2 separate regions of the Homo sapiens genome follow, and region 2 is linked to region 1. A link is a contact called in ENCODE Hi-C or POLR2A ChIA-PET data. All regions are on one chromosome and are shown on one strand. The core of a region is the stretch at or near the end of the contact, and the rest is flanking DNA. Distances in the headings are between cores, read along the strand shown. Region 1 overlaps COL13A1 (collagen type XIII alpha 1 chain). Region 2 has its middle 74 kb from the start of LINC02622.

Region 1 (6,529 bases), core at 872-3,371:
AAAGAACAAAGCCATCTGGCCTCTGCTCTTCAGAGATCACAGCTTGATTCCAGGCTGGCTGGCCCATGGCTGCCCCTGTGCTCCTCACCTTTCTCATGCTGCACCAGGTACCCCGCCCAGCACAGGGACGCTAGCAGTGGCAGGGCTCTGAGCTGCTTTCTACAAGCCTGACCGCAGAGCCTCAAGCAACAATCTGGCCTGACTCAGGAGTCAGGAGCCCAAGGGCCTAGATGTTCAGGCACCTGATTGAACAAGGCTGAAAAATCCCTCCAATTAACAGCTAAAAATACAGAGGGACACGTGACTCCAGTGCCACCCAAGCCTGCAGGCCACATATCTCATTACGCCTGGCCAAATCCTCGAGAGCCTCCGTGTGCCCGAGCACTCACCAGAGCATGGCTACTCAGGAGGCCCACTGGCAGCTTAGAGAAGTACCAGGCCCACCCCTGTCACCCACCCCAGGCTGTGCCGGACCCCATTCCAGGAGAGCTGAGTCCACACTCTCAGAATAGCCATTCTCCTGGGCCCCAACAGCGACCTCCCAGCCTTAGGTGTATCAGCTGTTCTTTTTTGAGCCCTCACTGGGTTCCAGACATTGTTGTGAGAATTCTATGCAAATTATCTCATGCATTCCCCACACCAGCCATCTCACTATCCCCCGCTTTACAAAGGAAGAACTCAAGAGGGGTGCAGGATTCCATCCAGGCCACTGCATGTTACTGCCTCCCTTTTCAAGAGCAAGAGGTGGTGAAGCCAGAACTTTCTGTGCTACCCTGACCTGGTTTCCAAAGTAGAGAAAGAAGACGAGGCACCTCTGAGCTACCTGCTGCAGATTCTGCCTCCAGAATCAGGTTTTTTATGCTGTCAGCCACTATGGGACATAAAAATGCTTGTCCATTTCTTATCAATAAACCAATATTGATTTTACAGGCTCTACAAGCCGCTTAAACATTGGGTCTAAGATTCACTGAAAAAGGAAGCTTTATATGAAATATGATGTGCTTAGCAGATGGTGTTGGACGTCATTTCCAAAGAGCAGAAAGTGTAGATGGTGAGCCCTTTTTGCTGGGGGCTTACTTGGAAAGAATAGGGAGAGTCTGCAGTTCCAACTTTGGGTCCTGGCGCCACCCTGAATTCCCATGTGACTTTGATCAGAGAATTCAACTTCTTGGAGCCTCAGTTTTCTCTTCTGTAACATAGGACTTGTGACGTTATGAAGATTCTAGAATTTCACAGCCAGAAAGGAGCTCGGGAGTTTACTTCAGACTAAGCCTCCCCCATCTTGTGAATGTAGAAACCCACAAAAAATATAAACACACAAAGTACAGGATTCTGAGGAGGTTCCGGGACCCAAGCAGCTGAATCAGATTTGATGTGGTTGAAAAGGAGGCTGCACTGGTCCCTTTTTAAGGCCTGAGGCTTAGTGAAGCCTTTCTTGGTTCAGAAGAAACACTGACACCTGAGACTTATCAACAACCAACATGCAGCCGGGTGGGGGACCTGCAGTCAGGGCAGCTGCCACAGTGATTTCAACACCTGCTCCTCTGCCATGGACACCCTGAGCCCTAAAGTGGCTTCTCAGAGGGTGTGGCAGGATAGGACCCAGGCTCCAGAGTGACACTGCTAGATGCCATCTGCCTACAGGTTTTCCAGCCAAAAGATGGTGCAAGCAGGTCTTGCTGAAAGCTTACATTTCTCATTCCCAGGTTGTGCACTCCTATTTATCACCACCACTTCCCTCTAGAGTTTGCAGCAAGCATCATCAGCTGCCTTCCTCGCATGGGGAAGCAGGAGACCCCTCAGGTGTGTCATAGGGGCTTGCTGAGATCCTCTGAGAAAGGTGGGCCGGCCTGGAACTCCAGCCGCCTGCATCCCCCAGCCTCCACCCTAGAGCTCCCACACCTGCCAGGAGGTTCTGCTTCAGCCCATCTGCAGGGATGGGCCCCTCCTCACAAGAGCTAAGCCCAGATTGATCCCAGAGAGGTCATTTAGAAAATAACAAACCAAGGAGCCAGACTTGGTTTAGATCTAAGATGACTTTGTGTTGCCCCAGCCCTGAAATCTGGGTCACGTGCACCAGGCCATCTCCTCCTCCAGGGGGAGCATGATGCCATCGCTACCTCCCTGGGCTCACAGTCCATCCCGTGGACAGGCATGGTGGGAAGGCGGGCTCAGAGCAGCTGGCTGAGGAGACAAGGGAATAATAACAGCCTCCCCACGCAGCATAAAGCACTTCCACACAGCTTCCAAACTCTTTCAATGAAACCAAAGATTGCAGGCTCAATTGCCCTCCCAGGCCAGGCAGATCACCTTAAGTAACAGAAGCAGGCTGTGTGTGAGAAGGGCTAGGAGGGAGAGGACAAAAGCAGCCAGAGAACTCAGGCCCCACTTAACAGGCAGCCACTCCTTGGACGTAGGAATGTGGGCCCAGCTCAGCCAGGGTTCCCAGTGTTTCATCAGAAGCCACCAATTCAAATTTTATATGTAAAGTCTCTTGCTCAGTTGTTTAGTGAGCCAAATAAAATTCCATGGGCTTTGACCTAAGGATCCCATTTGATCCTCTGGGTCAGATAAAGACAGCAAAAAGCTGAGACAGGAAACGAGGGCTATTGTTCCCATTCTATGGCTGAGAGACTGGGGCTTAGGGAGAACTGTGCCTCGCCACACAGGGAGGGTGACAGAGGCAGGCCCAGGCTGAAGATTCAGGCCATCTGGCCAGGCTGGGAGCAGGCCTTTGGTTGGGCCAGGGGCTGTCTCCCACCCACTCCTCTGCCTCTGCCCCCCCGCAGAATGTCTCTCCGCAGCAACTCCTCTTTGGAAGCCCCACCTTCAGGGACCTAACATCTTGGCGTTCTTCTCACTGCCACCAGCCCCTGCATGTCATCACCACTACCACAGCATCATCACCATCATGCCACCGCTTCCTCCCCCCATCACCACTCCTTCCCGGCAGAAATCACAGCAGGCCTTCACTGGGTGCATGGCCTGAGGGTGGGGGACGGTCTGCAGCTCTGGGGGCCTTCCCTCTAACATTCGTTTCCATGAACCTCAGGGCGAACAGAGCCAGGCCAGCATCCAAGGTCCACCAGGGCCCCCAGGCCCCCCTGGACCAAGTGGACCTCTGGGGCACCCAGGACTGCCAGGGCCTATGGGGCCACCTGTAAGTATTCCCTTCCTCTCTCCTTCAAGACTTATCCCAAGAACTCTCTGGAAACCTCCAAACCTTGAATAGGCAGTGGGTCCCCTACAAAAAGCAGAAATGCCTTGGCAGGGCCATTGGATGTGGGTGAACCATGCAAGGGGCTATTCATCCCCATCACACTCACCACCTGTTGCACTCTGGCTCTGAAACACAACCTGGGCCATGTTCCCTGCCTTCCAGGGAGGAGACCGCCAATGGCCTGCCTGCCCCGTTCCCAGCCCCAGCAGAGAGGAATTTGGAAAGAGAATTCCCAAGGGCACCTCTGATGGCTATCCCTGAGCCCCTTAGCAAAACCTGAGTCAGGCAGTGGGTTCTGAAGGAGGTAGTGAGGGGTCATCCAACTACCTGGCACCCCAGTGAACATGCCTTCCAGGGGCGTGTGCAGGTTTCACACTGCTGGGCCACCTGCCAGCTGAGCTGAAGGTCCAGTCAGCCAAGAGCCCTGCGCCAAGCCTGAGGATGCATCAAGCCTGCGGGGCCTGCAGGGTCACTGCCTGGAGGACTCCAGAGAGGCCAACTGGCACCTCTCCAGGCTGGACCACATTCAAGTGACAGGTCAAGCCCAGCGGCCGCCAAGTCACCCATGTTCAAGCCCTGGCTAAGACTCCACTCTTTCCCAGCCCAATTTATACAACAAAGCCCCAGGACAGAATAACTCAGTGGGTACCTGGACTTCAGAGAAAACGGGTCTTCCACCCACCCGTAAGACTAATGTTATTGGAGAGGCAGGTAAAGGGCAAAATGCTTTTTAAATAATGTTTTTCCCATGTGGTAGAAAAACCAAAACAAAACCTGTTTTTCCTTCTTATGACAAAAGCACCATAAATTAATTGTGAAAAGAATGGAACATAGACAAAGAAACATAATGTTTGTGCGCATCTCTGATAGTTTTGCTGGAATAGAGTCCCAGAGGTGGAATCACTGGGCAAGGATGTCCCCAACAATTAGCACCCTGTGTGTACGGCCACATTCTAGATGGCCTGTTTGCATGTCTGGGCCCCTTGGCTGCCCAGCTTTCAATCTCAAAGCTTGTTATAGGGTCTTCCTGGGCCGGGCCACAGCTATGGCCGAACACAGCATCCACCTTGGCTGGGAAGGCCAGCACAATGACCCCTGCAATGCTTGACCCCTGAAATGAATTTTAAATTTTTCCACAATTTCGCCCCAGCACCCCAGAGAGGGGGGTTAGTCTTATTTCCACCAGTTTTTAGATGGGAAAACCTGAAAGGAAGGGAAACTCAGGAAACGGAACCAAACTAAGGCAAGAAAACCAAAAAGTGCTCCAAATTCACTTTTTGCTGACCGCTGCCCTTTCTACCCCACCCCCCTCCTAACACTTGGGGCTCTCATCCACTGAACCCAAGCCAGGTGGTTTTCTTTGTTAGGTTGTTTATAACAACAACGACAACCAAAAAAAGAAAACCAGAGAGCATGTTTCTTAACCCAATTGCAATAGACCAGACTCAGGCATCACGGCTTTCTCCAGCCCACGTTTGCTGTCCACACCTACACCCAAGGCTGCGGTGGAGCCAGCAGCCTTCCCTGGCCTCTCCCTCGGCTCACACCACCTCACTGTGGCCAGCTGCCATGCCCACAGCACCATGGGCAGAAGGAGACAGAGGGCTCCTCCACTGGCAGGCAGGACCAAGGGCAAAACCGAGGCTTTGCTGGGCAAGGCCGGCTTTCTAGGGAGGGGTTCCAATTAGGAGGTGGGTGAATGAGGATCTGGACCAAACCACACTGTCAATTTAGCATGATGCTGCTGACCTACTTTCCATGGGTGAGCACAGCAGAATTGCCCGCGGCCCCCACATGGCTGCAAAGAGGGACATAAGCCTGTTATCCCCACGTGCCCTCAGCAGGTTTCAGATCCCCTTCTAGGATCCACTAGAGCTGTTGGCTATAGCATGCCTATTCTCTTGCCATAGCTATTGGGAGCTGCTCTGCCCCTAGGGTCTACTGTAAGTATGGCTAGCCCCAACCAGCTCTACTCACCTTTTCTTTTTTCTTTTTTTTTTTTTTTTTGCTTCCACAGGGCTTACCTGGGCCTCCTGGACCAAAGGTGAGTGTCCTTCTGGGTGATGTGTTGAACAGGTGGGAGAATTCCCTGCAGGAGGGAGGGGGAGGCAGCACAGAAGGTGACTGAGGCAGGAGCAGAGAGGGATCTCAGCTGAGAGACAGATCAAGCTTGACCCACTTACAAAACACCACCCTTCTCAGGAACTAACTTGATTCCAACAAGAATTGCACTTCTTGGGTGCTCACGCCAATGAAGCTAGTGCTACGGGCTGGCATTGAAGGCACAGTCCACCCTCTAAGGAGTATAGCGTCTAGCTGGAAACTCTAAGCTCATGCCCAGAACACCGTCACAATATCCCAATAAAATAGTGTTTTATAAGGTGTCAGAATGGGAAGAGACCTCTAGGGTAATCCAGTCTCCTGTGAACCCTCACCCAGAAGCCCACAATGTCAAACAGGCTCTCCCTTTGAAGCTGGGGACCCTGGGGCTCTGGGGACAAGAAGATGCCCAGTGCTGATTGTGCCTAACTATCTTATAAATGCAGAAGCTAAGAGCCCTGTGGGAAAGTGACTTGTCCATGTTCAATAGAATCAGGTCTCCTGGGTCTCCTGGGTCTCTACCCAAGTGACTCTTCCCACCATTCCTCAGCCTCTGCAAAGTGGAGCCTGTTCTCAAGAGTAGAACAATCTGTGTTGTCCTCAGAGGAAGCTAAGAGCTATTGCTCCTGGGAAGGCTGGAGATGGGTGTTGAAGGGGCAGTGGAACTTGGAGTCATCGAGAGGAAGAGGGATGGTATTGTGTGGGGAACAGCACAAGTCAAAGTTTGGCAGTGGGAAAACCTCTTTAATGGCCTTCTCTTTGTTTTCCCAGGGAGACCCAGGGATCCAGGGCTACCACGGCCGGAAGGTAAGATGGAGGGGGAGGACCCAAGTGGGGCAGGACTTTGGACAAATCAGTGGCCTACTGGACCTCAGACCCAAGAGGGTCTCTCCCTTCCAACCTAGGTGGCTGTGCCTGTAGTGAGGCAGGCCAGGTTCTCACTGGCCCCCCGAGGGCCTGATAAGTGGGAGCCAAATTACTGGGATCCACCTAGGCAGAGTTCTTTCTGTGCTGAGCCAGGATGTAGGACATGGAGGGGTCCAGCTCTTACAGGCCAGAGAGTCAGAAGCACTCCTGCACAAATAACCCCAGTGAAGGCAGACTTTATTAAGTGCTACTGTCACAAGGCACTGCACGATTACAGGAGGTGGAGAGACAAATTTCAGGTTGAGAGAAGTTTGGGAAATATTCTGGGAGAAGACAGCCTGA
Region 2 (6,860 bases), core at 3,331-5,830, 1.1 Mb after region 1:
GACAGGGAAACTGAGGCTAAGAGAGGGTAGGGCCTTCCCCAAGGTCCCACATCTCATCCATTCGCTATCTGGAATTCTCTCCATACATAAACACACAATGATAACTCCATTTATAGGGGCATCACTTTACAATTTGTGTCTATTTTCCTATTTGATGGTCATAACAACCCCTCGAGACCAATAAGGGCTTTTAATCAGCTAGCTAGCTAGAGCTAGATGATATAGAAACTGAAACTCAGAAATTAAGTGACCTGCTGAATGCCAGGGTGCTGATAAATCACAAAGTGGGGAGCAGGACCCGGGTGTCCCTGCCCCAGTCCAGTGCTCTGGCTTCGGCCAGGAAATGTGGGATGTGGACCCGGGTCCTTCTCGTTCCTGCTGATTCTCTTTGAACAAAAGGAGTCTCTGGTTGGCTGGGATAGAAACTGAGGATGCAACCCAGCTGGAAGGGGGCAGAAAAGGGAAAGTGACTGGGGAGTCCCTGGGTACCAGTTACCTTGCTTTAAAGGCAGCTCACGGTCATGAGAAGAAAACTACCTGCAGAAGCCAGCACCCACTGTGCCCTTCCCATATGCCACAGGCAACTTTACAAGCTCCTGAAAACAACCCCAGGAAGCAGTCGCCATTATTATCAGTCCCATTTTACAGATGAGGTAACTGAGGTTATGACTGGCCCAAATCAGTTCCTAAGAAGTAGAGTTAGGATCCAACACCAGGCAGTCAGAGTCTGGAGCTTGAACCCTTAGCCACCACCCTAGCCTACCAGAGTGAGTTTAGGGGGTTGGCAGGAGAAAGAAGCAGAGGTGCAGTTGCTTGAGCAGACCAAGTCCCCATGGGGCCAGGGATCAGCATCTCTTGGAAGAAGTGGGCCTGAGCAGGACTTCCAGGACCTTCAGAGACACAGTGCAGGCCATGAAACCAGCTCCTACTCTGGAGCCAGAACCAGCATTGTCCTTGCTGTTTCCTTGCTGTGTGAGCTTGGGTGAATCACTTTACCTCTTGGAGCCTCAGGTTCCTTCCCAGACAACTGGGGCCAATAATGGCCACTTCCCGATACCGTGAAGATGAAATGAGACTAAATGCCAGCTTGAGAGCCATGGGAGAGACAGGGAAGGGGGGCTTCCATCTCAGGCCATGGTCCTCACCCAGGGGTCCTTGTCCTCTTTGCCCTCCCAGCTCCTTCAGTGTTGAGGGCCTGGGCCCCGGCTGGGCTCAGTGGCTTCCTGAGGGATAGAACAGGGAGCTGGTGGTGCGTTTGGGTTATTTTTCCTGGAAGGAGTTATTTTCTGCTGATCTAGGTCAGCCCAGCCAGAGGGCAGTGTGAGTTGCTGTATTAGTCCATTTTCACACAGCTGTAAAGAATACCTGAGACTGGGTACTTTATAAAGGAAAAAGGTTTAATTAACTCATAGTCTGCATGACTGGGGAGGCCTCAGGAAACTTGCAATCATGGCAGAAGGCAAAGGGGAAGCAAGGCACGTCTTCTCATGGCCCCAGGAGAGAGAACAGTGAGGGGAAACGCCAAAAACTTTTAAAACATCGGATCTCATGAGCACTCACTCACCATCACAAGAACAGCATGGGGGAAACCGTCCCCATTATCCAATCACCTCCCACAAGGTCCCTCCCTCCACACTTGGGGATTACAGTTCCAGATGAGATTTGGCTGGAGACAAACCATATCAATTGCCTTTCAGTCTAGCTGCAAAAAAGCAGGTGGCCCAACTTGTTGCAGGGTGAAGAACCCAAGAAACCAACCTGGGTTTGCGGCTGGAGAGGGGCTAGCTTAAAACTTTGTATCCTGGCTCCTGGTTGCCCAGAGTGGGGAGGTCTTGATAAGGACCTTGAGATAATGGTCTGGAAGTTGAGAACAGAGCCACTGGGGCTCCTGGCTCCTTGCAGATCCAATCTAAGGGCTGTGGCACCAGGCTGCGTGCTCTGGATGAGTCCCTTCCCCTCTCTGGGCCTTAGACGTGATTGTTGTCATGGTGAGAACTGGGGAGGGTGTGGGAGGATGGAGATGTGCACATAGCAGGTCCTCAGGAACTCAGCTGATGATGAAGCTGCCCCAGCTCGGGGTGAAGGCTGCGGTGCCCTGTTTCCTTGACCTTAGCCATGGGCAGGTGGGCCAGTACCTCAGGTCACTGTCAGGGACTCTGGGAGATCCTGGCCCTGCCTCATCCTGGCACTGAGGCCTGCAGTGATTTCCTCACTCATTCTTACAAAAGATCTCCAGAGGTCTCAGGACTGCACTAGCTCATGGTGACTTTGTTTTTATCTGTCATTGTCTTCTGAGTGATTCCTTTGCCCCATCCTATGTTCCCCCAGTTAGAGTGTGAGCTCCCTGGGTCAAGAGGGGAAACAGAGGCTGGGTGTCCTGTCCCCCAAGTCCCAGTCCCAACCTCTCCCCTCGGCAGCTGTGTGATATGAGTAAGCTGATTAACCTCTCTGAGTCTCAGTTCTAGCCACAAGATGGGGATAAGGCCTGCTTTGCCTTCTTCTCTGGGCTCAAGTACACTAAAGAGAACTGAGACCAACCTTACCTGGAGCCCCTCAGCTGGGCCCAGTTCGGGAAACAGGTGAGCTGGGTGCAGCTCCCGGCCTCAAGGGACTTGCACTTCTTGCCGGGGAAGATGGAGCCACACTCTCGATGGGGGCTGTGGAGAGCCCTGAGGTTGGGGGAGAGTTTTCTAAGTGGGGGTATCAGGGAAGGCTTCCTGGAAGAACCATGGGCAGGACAGGTGGGCAAGGCCATGGTCAGGTGTGTGCAGGGCTATCAGGGATGCAAACCGGAACCGCAGCATACAGAGTGTGCCAGCACTGGGCCTACACAATGTTACCCCAGACCAGCAAGCAGTCCACAATGCAGCCTTGGCTCCACCCTCCTGGAGTGCACAGTGTGGTGGGGGAGACTGACTCTAATCACAAACTCACCAAGCAATGATAAGCTTTACTGGGGATGGGGGTGGCGTGGGGAGAAGGAAAGTGCTGTTTTTAAGGGAACAGCAATTATCTCCTGAATGTTTCCTATGTGCCAGTCACTTTGTGCACATTACCTTGGTTCATCCTGACTCAGGTGGACATTGTCAGTGTCCCACAGGAAACCGAGGACCAGAGAGATAAAGTAACTTGCCCAAGTTTGCACAGCAGGCAGGCAGCAGAGCTGGGCTTGAACCCAGGCCATCTGGCTCCAGAATATCACCTTACTGTAACCACGGAATGACCCTGCCTCCTCATGTGCCCACCACAGTCTGCCCTCTCTGGTATATCTTGTTCTCTCCCTGCCCCCTCTTCTTACCACCAGGATGCTGCAGCAGAACAGAGTTTGTTCTTGAGCAGTGCAGGGCAGAAGCAGCATGTTTGCAGGTGTTGCTGCAGACCTTTGCTAGATGGCACCTCTCCCTCTCCCCAGACTCCAGGAAGAGCCTCAGCGCCTGGCAGGGAGGGGGAGAGGAGAGTGAAAGGACCAGAAAAAGCACTGAGGATTGGTAGGCCCCCAAGGAGGTACGCCTGTCACTGTTTCCCTTCCTCCCCCACCCCCACCCACTTGGGGACTTTCAGGACAGAGAGAATCTGCATCCGCCCCTCCCCTGTTCACCCTACCTGGTGGGGTCCCCCAAGTTTCCCTGTGCCCAGCATCACATGGGAGCAGAAGAAATGGGAGCAGCATGGGTCGTAGCAGGGGACTCAGGTCAGGCTGGTAATGATGCAGTAGGGGCTGTGGGTGCAGAGATGGGACAGGAACAAGGATGTGCACCTGTGCTAGAAGAGCCGGTTCAAGGATGCCAGGGAGCAGCCAACACTGAGGCGTGGGAGGCTCAGCACACGAAATGCCAGGGAAAGCAGGAGGACCCTGAATGGCTTTCGATTACATTCCTGCCTCCTGGCAGAATGGGCACTTATAGTAGAACTTAAGTTCAGTGACACAAAAATACAGCCACTTTTTTCATGCCCTGATTTCAGCAACTCAGAATCACCATGAAGGAGACTTATGGGGCGCCACGAATCTGACCTCAGTGGGGAAGTCAGGGAAGGCTTCCTGTAAGAAATGATGATTGGCCTGAGTTCTGAAGGAAGAGTAGGAAATAAGAGGGTGGAAAGAATATTATAGACAGGAGGAACAGCATGTGCAAAGGCCCTATGGCAGGCAGAGCTTGATGGGAGAAACAATGAGGTACTTCCTCCTGTTGTGTGCAAACTGCCTGCTTAATCCAGCTGGGAGCCAGGACTGCAGCCAGTACATCTGCTGGTAATTAACATGGGGACCCAGGAGAGTGGGGCTCTCAGAACACCCTATCCTTGGTTTTCATCTGCTCAGACTGTGTTTTTGCCAACTCTGGGACTCCTGACACCTCCACAGACTCTGAATATGAGGAGCAGAGGAGGAGCCCTGGGCGACACCCTTATTGTCGGGCTAGAGAAACCAAGGACAGAGAAGACAAGCATTTGCCAAAGCCCACCAAGTCCACGTGGGAACAACCACTGCAGAGCTGAGGCCCTGCCGTGCAGCAACAAGCCTCCTGCCTTCAGAGAAGAAAACAAGTTCTAGCTGTTCCCCAGCCCTACTCAGGCCTGAGAGGTTTCTAGTAGTCACAGTCAGGAGGATACGATGATGGCTGCCCTGGAGATGGGCCAGTCAGAACTCACAGCCACCCACTTGTGCTGGTTATAACCCCACCACTACCATGGTGACCGCTTCAATAGCCAGGAGGGCTGAAAGGAACAGGCAGCCAAGCTGTGTCTGATACTGGCTGCTCCGTCTGAACCCCCACCTATACCTGGACCCCACAGTCCCTCTGAGGTTATGGAGGGACAGTGAAATGCTCAAGGTCACCAGCAGGCTAGTAGCTCAGGAACCCAGGCCACCAGACTGGCTCCACCTGTGCTGGAAGAGCCAGCCCTTCCTTCTCCACCAGGGCCTCTGCTCTCCTGGCCCCAAGGAGCAGGTGGCCTGTTCAAGGAGAGAGGCATAGATGGGGCGACACAAGCATCAGCCCCCTGGGCTTGCCGGGTAATTATGCATTAGGAGCTAATGTTAATAAAGGCTCCAGGAAAGAGGTTTTAATTCCAGATCTCACCACCAGATTATTGCACATGAGGGAAATATCAGAGCCCCAGACTGTCTCCATCCCTCACCCTCCATCTCCAAGCAATCTGCTGCGTTTATTAATTCTGACAGAATTTTCCCAGGCTGGGGAGGAAAGGAGAGCAGGAGGGAAGTATGGTGGGGGTGGGGAGGTAAAGGGAGAGGTGGGGCATGGCAGTTTGGAGCAGACCTTGGGCCTTCTACTCCCTCCTCAACCCTACCCACCTGCACAGCCCCAAGGCATCCCTGGGGCATGCAGCGCACAGCTCTGCCCAGCCCCAGCTCCATGCTGCTGCCTCCAGAAATGGGACCCCTCCAGCAGCTCTTTTACTATCTGTCCTCCTTGATCCTCTCAACTTCCCCCTCTTTCTCATCCCTTCCTCCTCTAAGAATCACAGTCTGACTTTCCTTCCCACCTGAACCCCACCCCAGTGGCTCCAATTCCTTGAGTTACTTACAGTGATGCTGAGATTCACCTTTTAAGAATTTATTCCCAAAATGAACCAAGTAAAAGAAATATCGGAAAAAATCTAAATATCCGTCAAAGACGTTTATTTTCTAAATTATAGTACAACCATGCACTGGAATACTCTATATGTAATGAAATGGAATAATCTAAAGGTATATTGTTGAGAGAAAAAAACATCAAGGTGCGGAACAGCATGTAAAGTGTACTACCTTTTGGTTAGAAATACACACGCACATGCACACGCACACATACACACACACACACACACATTCATGTGTATGCATAGAATATGACCTAATTCATTATAAAGACCTTGTGCAGACAAAAGGAGATGATGTTTATAAAATACTTGGTACAATGTCTGTTACATAGTAAACTCTCACTTAAAGCTTACTGTTGTTATCATTTGACATCTGACTCCTAAGTTGCTTCCCACTCTACCTTGAAGCCTCTCTGGAAAGGACATTTGCATGAACAACACTTGAGAAGAGGATGGGTTATAAATGAGAGGAAGCCAGCATAGGTTTTGGGGGGCAATAGGAGGTCGTATGCTGGTAAAGCCGCACAGGGGCTCTGACTGCATCCCCAGATGGTGCCCACCACGTCAGGGGCCTCGGGAGGCGACAAAGAAACCCAGACCTACAGCTGGAAGTTTCAGGAAGATGGAACTCAGTGTAGAAGAAGCAAGCACCATTACAGCTAATTTCCTGAGGAAGTGGTGATCTCACCATTACATCAGACATCCCAGCAGAGGTGGGCCACCACTTGGTTAGGCAGCCGGAGAGGAAATAGTTATATAGCATGAAGATGCAGCCAATCTCTGTAACATGGTTCTAAAGGTCTGTGATCATGAGTGCAAGCTCTTAAGGTCTTCAGGAATCCCCCAGGGAGCTTGCGGAAATGCAGATCCCCATACCCCCACTTACAGATACTCTATTTGGCTGGGGTGGGACCCAGAAATCAGAATTTGTAAAAAAAAAAAAAAAAAAAAAAACTACAGTAAGGCAATATGGTATTGGCAAAAATATAGACACATAGAGTAATGGAACAGAATAGAGAGTTTAAAAATAGACCCACATAAATATAGCCAATTGATTTCTAACAAAGGTGTAAAGGTGATTCCATTGAGAAGGGATAGTCTTTTCAACAAATGGTGCTGGAACAACTGAACATCCACACGAGAAAAATGAACTTCAACCTAAACCTCATAGCTTATACAAAAATTAACCCAAAGAGATCATAGATCTAATCTAAAATGTTTAGAAAAATAAAACATAGGAGAAAACATAGGTGATCTAGGAATAG

What was found. A loop is a pair of places that touch in the nucleus more often than their neighbours do. ChIA-PET counts read pairs that join two places held with the same protein, here RNA polymerase II (POLR2A).
Region 2: a map of posterior vena cava shows a loop between it and region 1 (13-fold over the local background). The contact joins two enhancer-like sites. A Hi-C loop is called at or near these places in 1 of 168 maps with a recorded cell type or tissue (posterior vena cava). POLR2A ChIA-PET finds 5 or more read pairs at or near these places in 1 of 52 experiments (CD8-positive, alpha-beta memory T cell).

The regions. Positions count from the first base shown.
Region 1 is chr10:69,899,696-69,906,224 of GRCh38, forward strand. COL13A1 (collagen type XIII alpha 1 chain) reads left to right here. Exons shown (of 41, transcript NM_001368882.1): 15 at 3,053-3,160; 16 at 5,238-5,264; 17 at 6,092-6,127. Among named protein-coding and RNA genes, the nearest start is that of COL13A1, 100 kb to the left of the region's middle. RefSeq lists enhancers at 3,212-3,811, 4,804-5,304. Within about 2 kb of position 2,122, at least 6 of the 41 ENCODE cell types and tissues checked have a DNase peak (open chromatin) inside an H3K27ac peak, as active enhancers do.
Region 2 is chr10:71,009,596-71,016,455 of GRCh38, forward strand. No RefSeq gene overlaps it. Among named protein-coding and RNA genes, the nearest start is that of LINC02622, 74 kb to the left of the region's middle. Within about 2 kb of position 4,581, at least 4 of the 41 ENCODE cell types and tissues checked have a DNase peak (open chromatin) inside an H3K27ac peak, as active enhancers do.